Linked DNA regions of Homo sapiens: region 1 is linked to region 2. The links are chromatin contacts, found by Hi-C or POLR2A ChIA-PET in ENCODE. All regions are on one chromosome and are shown on one strand. The core of a region is the stretch at or near the end of the contact, and the rest is flanking DNA. Distances in the headings are between cores, read along the strand shown.

What was found. A loop is a pair of places that touch in the nucleus more often than their neighbours do. ChIA-PET counts read pairs that join two places held with the same protein, here RNA polymerase II (POLR2A). Pooled maps may share reads with other maps.
Region 1: a pooled map shows a loop between it and region 2 (4-fold over the local background). The contact joins the promoter of UTP11 here to the promoter of AGO3 in region 2. A Hi-C loop is called at or near these places in 1 of 50 pooled maps. POLR2A ChIA-PET finds 5 or more read pairs at or near these places in 2 of 52 experiments (WTC11 and activated naive CD4-positive, alpha-beta T cell).

What each region holds. Positions count from the first base shown.
Region 1 is chr1:38,010,227-38,014,404 of GRCh38, forward strand. UTP11 (UTP11 small subunit processome component) reads left to right here and starts at 2,508. Exons shown (of 8, transcript NM_016037.4): 1 at 2,508-2,639. The coding sequence starts at 2,577.
Region 2 is chr1:35,929,788-35,933,945 of GRCh38, forward strand. AGO3 (argonaute RISC catalytic component 3) reads left to right here and starts at 1,318. Exons shown (of 19, transcript NM_024852.4): 1 at 1,318-1,658. The coding sequence starts at 1,640. AGO1 (argonaute RISC component 1) reads left to right here. Exons shown (of 19, transcript NM_012199.5): 19 at 1-745. RefSeq lists enhancers at 934-1,457, 1,458-1,982, 1,983-2,505 and silencers at 961-1,470, 1,481-1,820.

The DNA.
Region 1 (4,178 bases), core at 1,258-3,757, 2.1 Mb after region 2:
GCTCAGAGAGTTTGACATCATAGCCTCAAATCACAAGCCAATAGGTGATAGATATAAAGCCAGGGCTGACACCAGGGTCCCCCTGTCTAATGTACAGAGCTAGCTTCTCTTGGGTATGCTGGTCACCCAGTGCCTTCTTCAGGGGGAAGAGGCAGGAGTGGCTGGGGCTGCTACCTAGTCACCCTGCCTGACAGCTGGTCTTCTTAATGGAAATGAGGCTGGAAAGGTGGGCATGAGGCAGGTTATAAAGGGCCTTGTCTTCCAATGGTAAGTGATAAATGAGATGGAATTTTGTTAATGCAGGAGGCCCTAAATGGGCAAGGCTCAAACTCATACTTTCAGCTCTTTCAGGCCCACTGGTCGACTGGACTGGCATTTCTGGGGACTAAGGGGACGATTTCCCTGGAGCTCCTGAGCTGGAGGAGTGACCCCTGTCATGAGAAATGCGTGCAATTATACATCCTGTTTCATGTGGTGGAAAAGAAACCAAATACCTCTGGAATGCTCTACTGTGCCCAATCCTCTCTCTAAACTTAGAAGCAGGTTTAGTAATAATAAAAATAACAATAGTAACTCCATTTTATTGTGAACTTGCTAAGGAATAAAAACAGCATTAAGCACTTTAAACATAGTTCGTTTTGGCCGGGTGCGGTGGCTTACGCCTGTAATCCCAGCACTTTGGGAGGCTGAGGCAGGCGGATCACGAGGTCAGGAGATTGAGACCATCCTGGCTAACACGGTGAAACCCCATCTCTACTAAAAATACAAAAAATTAGCCTGGCGTGGTGGTGGGCACCTGTACTCCCAGCTAGTCAGCAGGCTGAGGCAGGAGAATGGTGTGAATCCGGGAGGCGGAGCTTGCAGTGAGCCGAGATGATGCCACTACACTCCAGCCTGGGCAACAGAGCGAGACTCTGTCTCAAAAAAAAAAACAAAAAACAAAAAACCAACATATTTCGTTTAATCATCAAAACAGTCCTGTGGGTATAGTATTATTATTACCTCAGTTTTACAGATGGGGAGATGGAGGCTCAGTGAATCTAACTTTACCTTGACTGGGGTGGCATCAGAACACACCTCATGGGTCATTACCTTGTACTGCCTCTGATTCGCATATCGTCAACCAGCCATTCCCTTAGGGATGTGAGGGACTCAGAACTTTATAGCTATTGTCATTGGGTGATTTCCTTCTATGCTCTTTACAGATATGACTCCTCAGTTCAACTGTGAGCTCTTGACAGCAATATGAGGCAAGAAGTGTATGTTATTATTATCCTCATTTTATGCTTGAGAAAAATGATGCTCATTAAAGTCAAGAAACCTGCCAAAAGTCACACAGCCTGTAAGTGAATGGCAGAGCCAGTTATGGTTTTAAGGTCTCTTGTCTCTCTATAGAATATTTTTTCCTGTACACTGTTGTAGAGGAGCAAAAAATGGACAGGTCAGATGAATGAAGTTTATATAGTGTCCCAAGTTACAGAAAAGAATAGTGGCATGGGGCCTCTGGGGGCTGGTGGCAACACATATTATGGGAAGGTGAGAGGAGGAAATGTCCTGTTATGGAGATAAAATCTCTCAGGAAGTAATAGTTGTCAGCCCTCTTCTTGACACAGATACCTCACTAAAAATGTAGATTTCCTTTGTAGGTGATAAATTTATTTCTACAAAAGGAAGGACAGCTTTTCAGAGCAACTCCTGTATCTGCAGTTTCTCAGCATAACCAGCTTTAAGAAACAAGCCAGAGAAATATATATTTTGGGGTGGCATATTCTGGCCTCCCACAGTCATATTTTGGAGTGGTGAGTCCTGAGCCCCAACAGTGTTTTTTTTTTTTTTTTTTTTTTTTTTGAGACGGAGTCTCACTCTATTGCCCAGGCTGGAGTGCAATGGCGCCATCTCGACTCACTGCAACCTCTGCCTCCCAGGTTCAAGTGATTCTCCTGCCTCAGCCTCCCGAGTAGCTGGGATTACAGGCGCGCACCACCAAGCACAGCTAATTTTTGTATTTTTTTTAAGTAGAGACGGGGTTTCACCATGTTGGGCAGGCTCCTGACCTCGTGATCCGCCTGCCTTGGCCTCCCAAAGTGCTGGGATTACAGGCGTGAGCCACCGCGCCCAGCCAGCCCCAAAACTGTTAAATCCGTACTGCTCTAGCTTTAAACATACCTTCTAGATACAGCAACCCGTGCCGAGCTGTAAGTGACTGCACATGCGCACACGCTAAGCCCAGCTCAGACGGAGGCCAGTGCCAGCCACGTGTTCCCAGGTGCCCACGCGGGCCAAGCGCGAAGGCGAGATCTGGGTAGCGTGGACAGGCGCTAGCGAATAAGAACTGGCTCTTATAGAGTCACGAGACTATATCTGGGAAACTACACTTCCCAGAAGCAGCCTGCGGTGACTGCCTCTGTTAAATGACGTACTTCCTGAAAGCCGGCTCCGGATAGGTTGCTTAGAGGAAGTAGGCGGTTCTAAACCGCCGGCGGCTAGGCCTATTTCCGGTAGGAATCAGTGGACTTGGCGGCAGAGGCAGTGCGGATCCGGCGTTCTCCACTGATCTTTTCCAAGGCTGTACAGACATGGCGGCGGCTTTTCGGAAGGCGGCTAAGTCCCGGCAGCGGGAACACAGAGAGCGAAGCCAGGTAGGACCATACAGGCCCCACAAGTGCTGGCCTTTGTCGCCATGTGTTACCCTTGCCCCAACCCTGTCGCCACCGTGGGATCCGGGTCCAAACTGTATAGTATATAAATGCACGTAAATGTATGTTAATGACGCTGGCGTGGCTGGGGCGGAGCTTCGTGGGAACGAGTGGAGGGGATTTGTCGTTTCCGTTCTAGGAAAAGCAGGGGTGCCCCCCTTTCCTTGGGGATATAAAACCTGCTCTGGAAGATTTCAGTGTGGTGATTGAGTAAGATGTCTGTCAAGTGCCTGGTCTCTTCTGAGGAGTTGAGGTCAGAGCTCATGTAGGCAACAACTGCTGGGCTGAAATTGGATCCCACGTCTAATGGGCAGCTCCGCCTGCTGCATATGGGGGCCCTGACCGAAGAGACTGTGGTTACTAATGTGGTATCATCATCACGCTGGGCTTGTGGTTCATGAAGATCTGCCATATGTGCTTTTTGTTTAAGCCTTACCCCTTAATGTTGGCCTTTTCCATTCCCATTATACAGATGAGGAAACTGAGGTCCAGAGTGGTGACTTGTCCAGTTACAAACACCAGATTCAGGCAGAGTAAACAGTTCTAGGATTTCTATGGTGGGTGTGTCTGTGTAGGGAGGTTGAGTAGAAATAAGCTTATATGCAGAATCAGTTGATACACTGTCAGGAATCCCGTGCTTAATATCTGATTCAGAAAGGCCCTTAGACATACATATGTGCTCCAACTTAGTTTTACAGATGAGGAAGACAGGGGAAAGAGTTGTGCAGCTGACTGATGGGATAGAACTAAGGCCTCTTAACTACAGTTCAGTCTTCCTGCTTAATAGCATATATCAAACTTTTTTTTTTTGAGATGGAGTCTCACTCTGTTGCCCAGGTTGGAGTGCAGTGGCACGATCTCGCCTCACTACAACCTCCGCCTCCCAGGTTCAAGCGGTTCTCCTGCCTCAGCCTCTCGAGTAGCTGGGACTGCAGGTGCACACTACCATGCCCTGCTAATTTTTGTATTTTTAGTAGAGACGGGGTTTTGTCAGATTGGCCAGGCTGGTCTCGAACTCCTGACCTCTGGTGATCCACCCGCCTTGGCCTCCCAAAGTGCTGGGATTACAGGCGTGAGCCCCTGCACCCGGCCAAAACTATCACCTTTTGAGCACTTACTATATGCTAGGCACAGCCCTGCATGTTTTTACAATTGTCTCATGTAATCCTACAACATCCCTCTGAAGTGGATGTTACCCTCATTCCTCATTTTACAAATGAGGAATCTGGTGCTTAAAGAGATTGAATAGTATATCCAAAGTCACAGTTGTAAGTAGTGGAATTGGATTAGCAGAGAAGACAGAGGGCTTTCAGAGCTGGCTGTGGACATGGCATGGCCATGGCTGAGTAGGAACAGATGGCCTGTGTAGAAGAGGTGAGAAGAAGACCATCCTGAAAAGGTGGGTAAACCGTTGACACAAACGTTCCATATTTGGGTAGTTTGGACTTTATCCTGCAGATCCTTCAGTAGGGCAGCAGGGGA
Region 2 (4,158 bases), core at 68-2,567:
ATACTTGTGTTATTCACTAACATTTGGGGAGGATTTTCTCTGTGCTTTATGTATATTACCTAACCTTACAAACTGTGTAAGGTACATGCTGTTCTCTCAATTTTTCAGATAAGAAAATTGAAGCCCAGAGAGATCAAGTGACTGATCCAAAGTCCCACAGTGAGGGGAACTGAAGATAGGATATTCTTTCTCCTTTTCCTCTTTAAAAAATTATTTTGATTAAAAAAAACCGTATTACTGAAGCATAGGGACATGGGGAGAAATTATGAATGATTCCTCAGCCTGAATAAAATAGTATGTTTCATTAAGGCAACAAATATTTATTAAGGACCTAATATTTGCCTGACATTCAAGTGAGGTGGGGGGCACACAAGTAGTAAATAAATAACAGACTGGGCAAAGGGCTACCAAGGCAATACTGTAGTAGACTAACAGGTGCCCCACCATAGATGGGTGGTCCGGAAAAGGCGTCTCAGATGTCTTTCGTTGAGACGCAAAAAAAAGCTGTGGGGTAGGGCGTAAGGGGAGGGTGGAGAAGAGAGAGAGGGTTCCTGGCCAAGGGAACCAAAAGCAGAGAAGCTCCAAGTCAGAAAAAAGCAGCGGTTGGCCCGTTGGGAGAATTGGAAGCCAACCAGTATAGCTGTAGCACAGGCGGGGCCCATTTACGCCGTGCGTTTTCACCCTGGAAAGGAGTTTGGGTTTTCAAGTGTGACGAGGCGCTATTAAAGAGTTTTAAACATGGAAATTACTCGATCTGATGTTTGTGTAGTGTCCTGTTTGTTAGTCATCTTTTCCAAACTATAATACATTTTTTTTTTCCTAAAAATGGTCGTTAAAGCAGCCTAGGACTTAGGTCAATTGCGGTGGTCACTTGACCGCCTGTGAGGAGGCGGCGCGTGGGGTGGATCGGACTGGGCGTGGCGGGGGCTCAGGAAGGAGGGTGGCCCTACCCCAGCGGGCTCGGCTCGGGGCCTCCGCGGCAGTTCGGGGTCCTTCACCCGCCGGCTCCAGGTAGGCTACTCCTCAGGTAAGCCCCGCCGCCAGCCGCGACGTCGTCGCAGACAGGCACCGCCCCCACTCGTGCGGCGCGAGTAGTCCTGCCCCTCCGCGTTGTCTCCGGCCGGCACGGCCCGGCGGGGTACGGCCGAGCCCGCCGCATGTGGCCCGGCTCCCGGACACCTCCCCGGCGTCCTCCGCGCCGGCCGCTCCTGCCCCGACGTCGCTCCGGCACGGCTCGGGGCCCAGAGGCGAGGCGAGGACGCCGGGCAAGCCAGGCAGCGGAACTGACGCCGGCGAGCTTCCGGGGCGGCCCCGGGCAGGTCGGCGGCGGCGGCCCGCAGTCGTGGAGGAGCGGTGGGAGCGTCGGCGGCCGCGGGCGATGCAACTTCCGGACGGGACTCCCCTCTGTCCGCGCCTCACATCTCCCCTTCCTCTCGCCTAGTCCTGTGCCGTTTTCCGTCCGCGACTCTTCCGGCCCAGAGCTTTCGGAGTGCGGTTGCTCAGGGGAAGCCGTCGCCGCCCCCGCCTCGGGGCCGAGTGAGAGTGCCCGTCGCGTCGCGCCGCGTCGCCCCCCGGGCCGCCTCCTTGCCGCCAGTGGCGGGCTCCGTTCTCCCTCGAAGCACTCCCCCCAGCTCCATGAATGGAAATCGGCTCCGCAGGTGAGTCAGAGTAGCTGGGCCAGGTAGGGGATGTCACCCAGCTACTGTCCTCTGAGCATCCCTGCTCCTCCCGCCCGGCCCAGGTGCGCGAGGTGAGCGTCGGGCGGGCATCGCTCGGTCTCCCGCCCCTCGCCCTGCTCCTCCGCGACCTCCCCGCAGCCCAGCCCCAGTTCCCCGGGGGCCCCTGAGTCGGCGAAACTGCGAGGCGGGGAAACGCTTGGAGGATTTAAGTTTGGGGTTATCTAGGCGGCATTACTCTTTGCTGGAGTACCCTTCTTCTAGACTTTAGAATGGTTTGCCATTGTCTAGTTGGAGTGCGTGTCCTTTAGCCAGGTTGTGTGTTCCGTAGAGGCTGGGCAGCCAGCCAGCTCCCTTACCTACCTCTTAGGATAGTTGTGAAGATAGGCTGAGATAACGGATAACTTCAGATTAAGTTCGAAGGAGGTGTTGGTGCAACGTTAAATTCAACATGGCATTGCTCCTACCCTCGAGTTCTTTTCTGTTGTTTGTGGCAGCATGGTAGATAGTTTCTGAGGAGCTTGGAAATGTCATAGCAGCCTGGATCCCTGCTTATACGAGGAGGTGGTTCTTAAAATTGCTGACAGTATATTTTTTTTCATTCTCTATTCCTTAGAGAAGTAGTTGTCATATTCCTGGAAATTTGGAATTTAAGAAAACTGCTTTATCTCTGGGGGCAAGAGCAGCAGTTTTGCAGTCTTAAGAGAAAATTGCAACATGGATAGTACTTGTCCTTAAAAAAGGAAAAGTATTGTTTATGGTTCTAAAGTAATTAATTCAGGGACAGAAAGGTGTTGCATAACGGTTTGCCTAACAAATGATCATGCTTGGCTTATTAAATTTGAAAGTATGCTTCAGACGATCACAAGTTCGTAAATTAATTTTCAAAATATTTGCGGGGCTGTCTTGTTACTAATGGTGTTACAAGTTCCTGAATTCCATATCTCTTTTTGCCAATTTGATATAAGAAAAACTTACGTAAAAGAAACCAGTGACATAACGATAGCTAAGAACTTTGTTGAATAGATTACGTGTCAAATGGTTGCAAAAAAGCACTCAAACTGGGGAGATGAGATGGGGAGAGAGTTACAAATTTTTTTTTTTTTTTTTTACAAATTTTGTTACATGGAAGTTTCTCTAATCAATTTAGACCATATCTCTTTTTCCTGCTCCATTGTTTCGCTTTCCCCCATATCGTCTTAAAAGGTCTGTCTGGATTGTGAAAAGATTTCGACTCTTATTCAGTTTTGATTTGTGTATTTCTGAAACTGTCCTGCCCTTTTAAAAAAATTACCATACTACTGTTTTACTGTACAGGAGATGTGATTATTTGGGACCATAGGTGATCTTTGTACATAACTGTCCTGTTGTCAAGTCTGGAAAACAAGTCATGAAGGTCAGACCCTTTATTAATCATCCCAAAACTTTTAAAGATATTTCAAAAAAGTTTTTAAAGTTTTTTCTTTTTCTCCTTAGGGTTTTTCATATGATATTGTGCCCATATATATGGGAAATGTCTTAGAAAACATTTGTTACATCAAACCACCTAGTCAACTGGTACAACTAAGCCAAGTACAGCTCAGAAAATACATTTTACCTCTTCTTTTTTGGGTGTCCCATTGCTGAAATGGATACCCATTTAGCTGTCTTCACATTTGGGGAAGTGTGTAGTTAGATTATCAACTATATGCCTGGGTCTCTTGAAAAGTAAAGTTTTTTCTTCAGTACAGTTTATACATGATTGAATGTAGCCTAATAATGAAGATAAGCTATACTTTGGCTCAAGATTGTCATCAGAAACAAAATTTTCATTATTCCTGAGACTTGTATATAATTGGTATGCTTAGCTTTAAGTTGAAAGCATAGCTGTGCAACTAAATTTTAAATCCATAATTTAGGCTGGGTGTGGTGGTTCATGCCTGTAATCTCAGCACTTTGGGAGGCTGAGGAAGGATGATCGCTTGAGCCCAGCAGTTGGAGACCAGCCTAGGTAACATAGTGAGACCTGCCTCTACAAAAAACAGAAAACTTAGCCGAGAATTGTGGCACATGTCTCCAGTCCTAGCTACTTGGGAGGCTGAGGCAGGAGAATGGATTGAGCCCAGAAGGCAGAGATTGCAGTGAGCTATGATCGCGCCACTAACTCCAGCCTGGGTGACGGAGCAAGACCCTGTCTCAAAAAAAAAAAAAAAAAAAAAAAAAAAAAAAATCATCATTTGACACGTATTTTGATTTTAAAATTTTAGTATAAATGTTCTCAAAAAGTCTATTGACTCAGTATTGAATCTTGGCTTTCCAATTCTGCCATAAGTTTTTCTTTTTTGTGGAGATTCTCAGGAATCATCTTGTGATAGGATATTTTAAATTCTAGTTGCTCGGTGGATACACAGAAAACTGTTAAATTTGTTTACATTAGGGAACCTCGAACACAAATACCATATAAGTTAGTATTTGTTCTTTCATATGAAATATTTTAAATGCT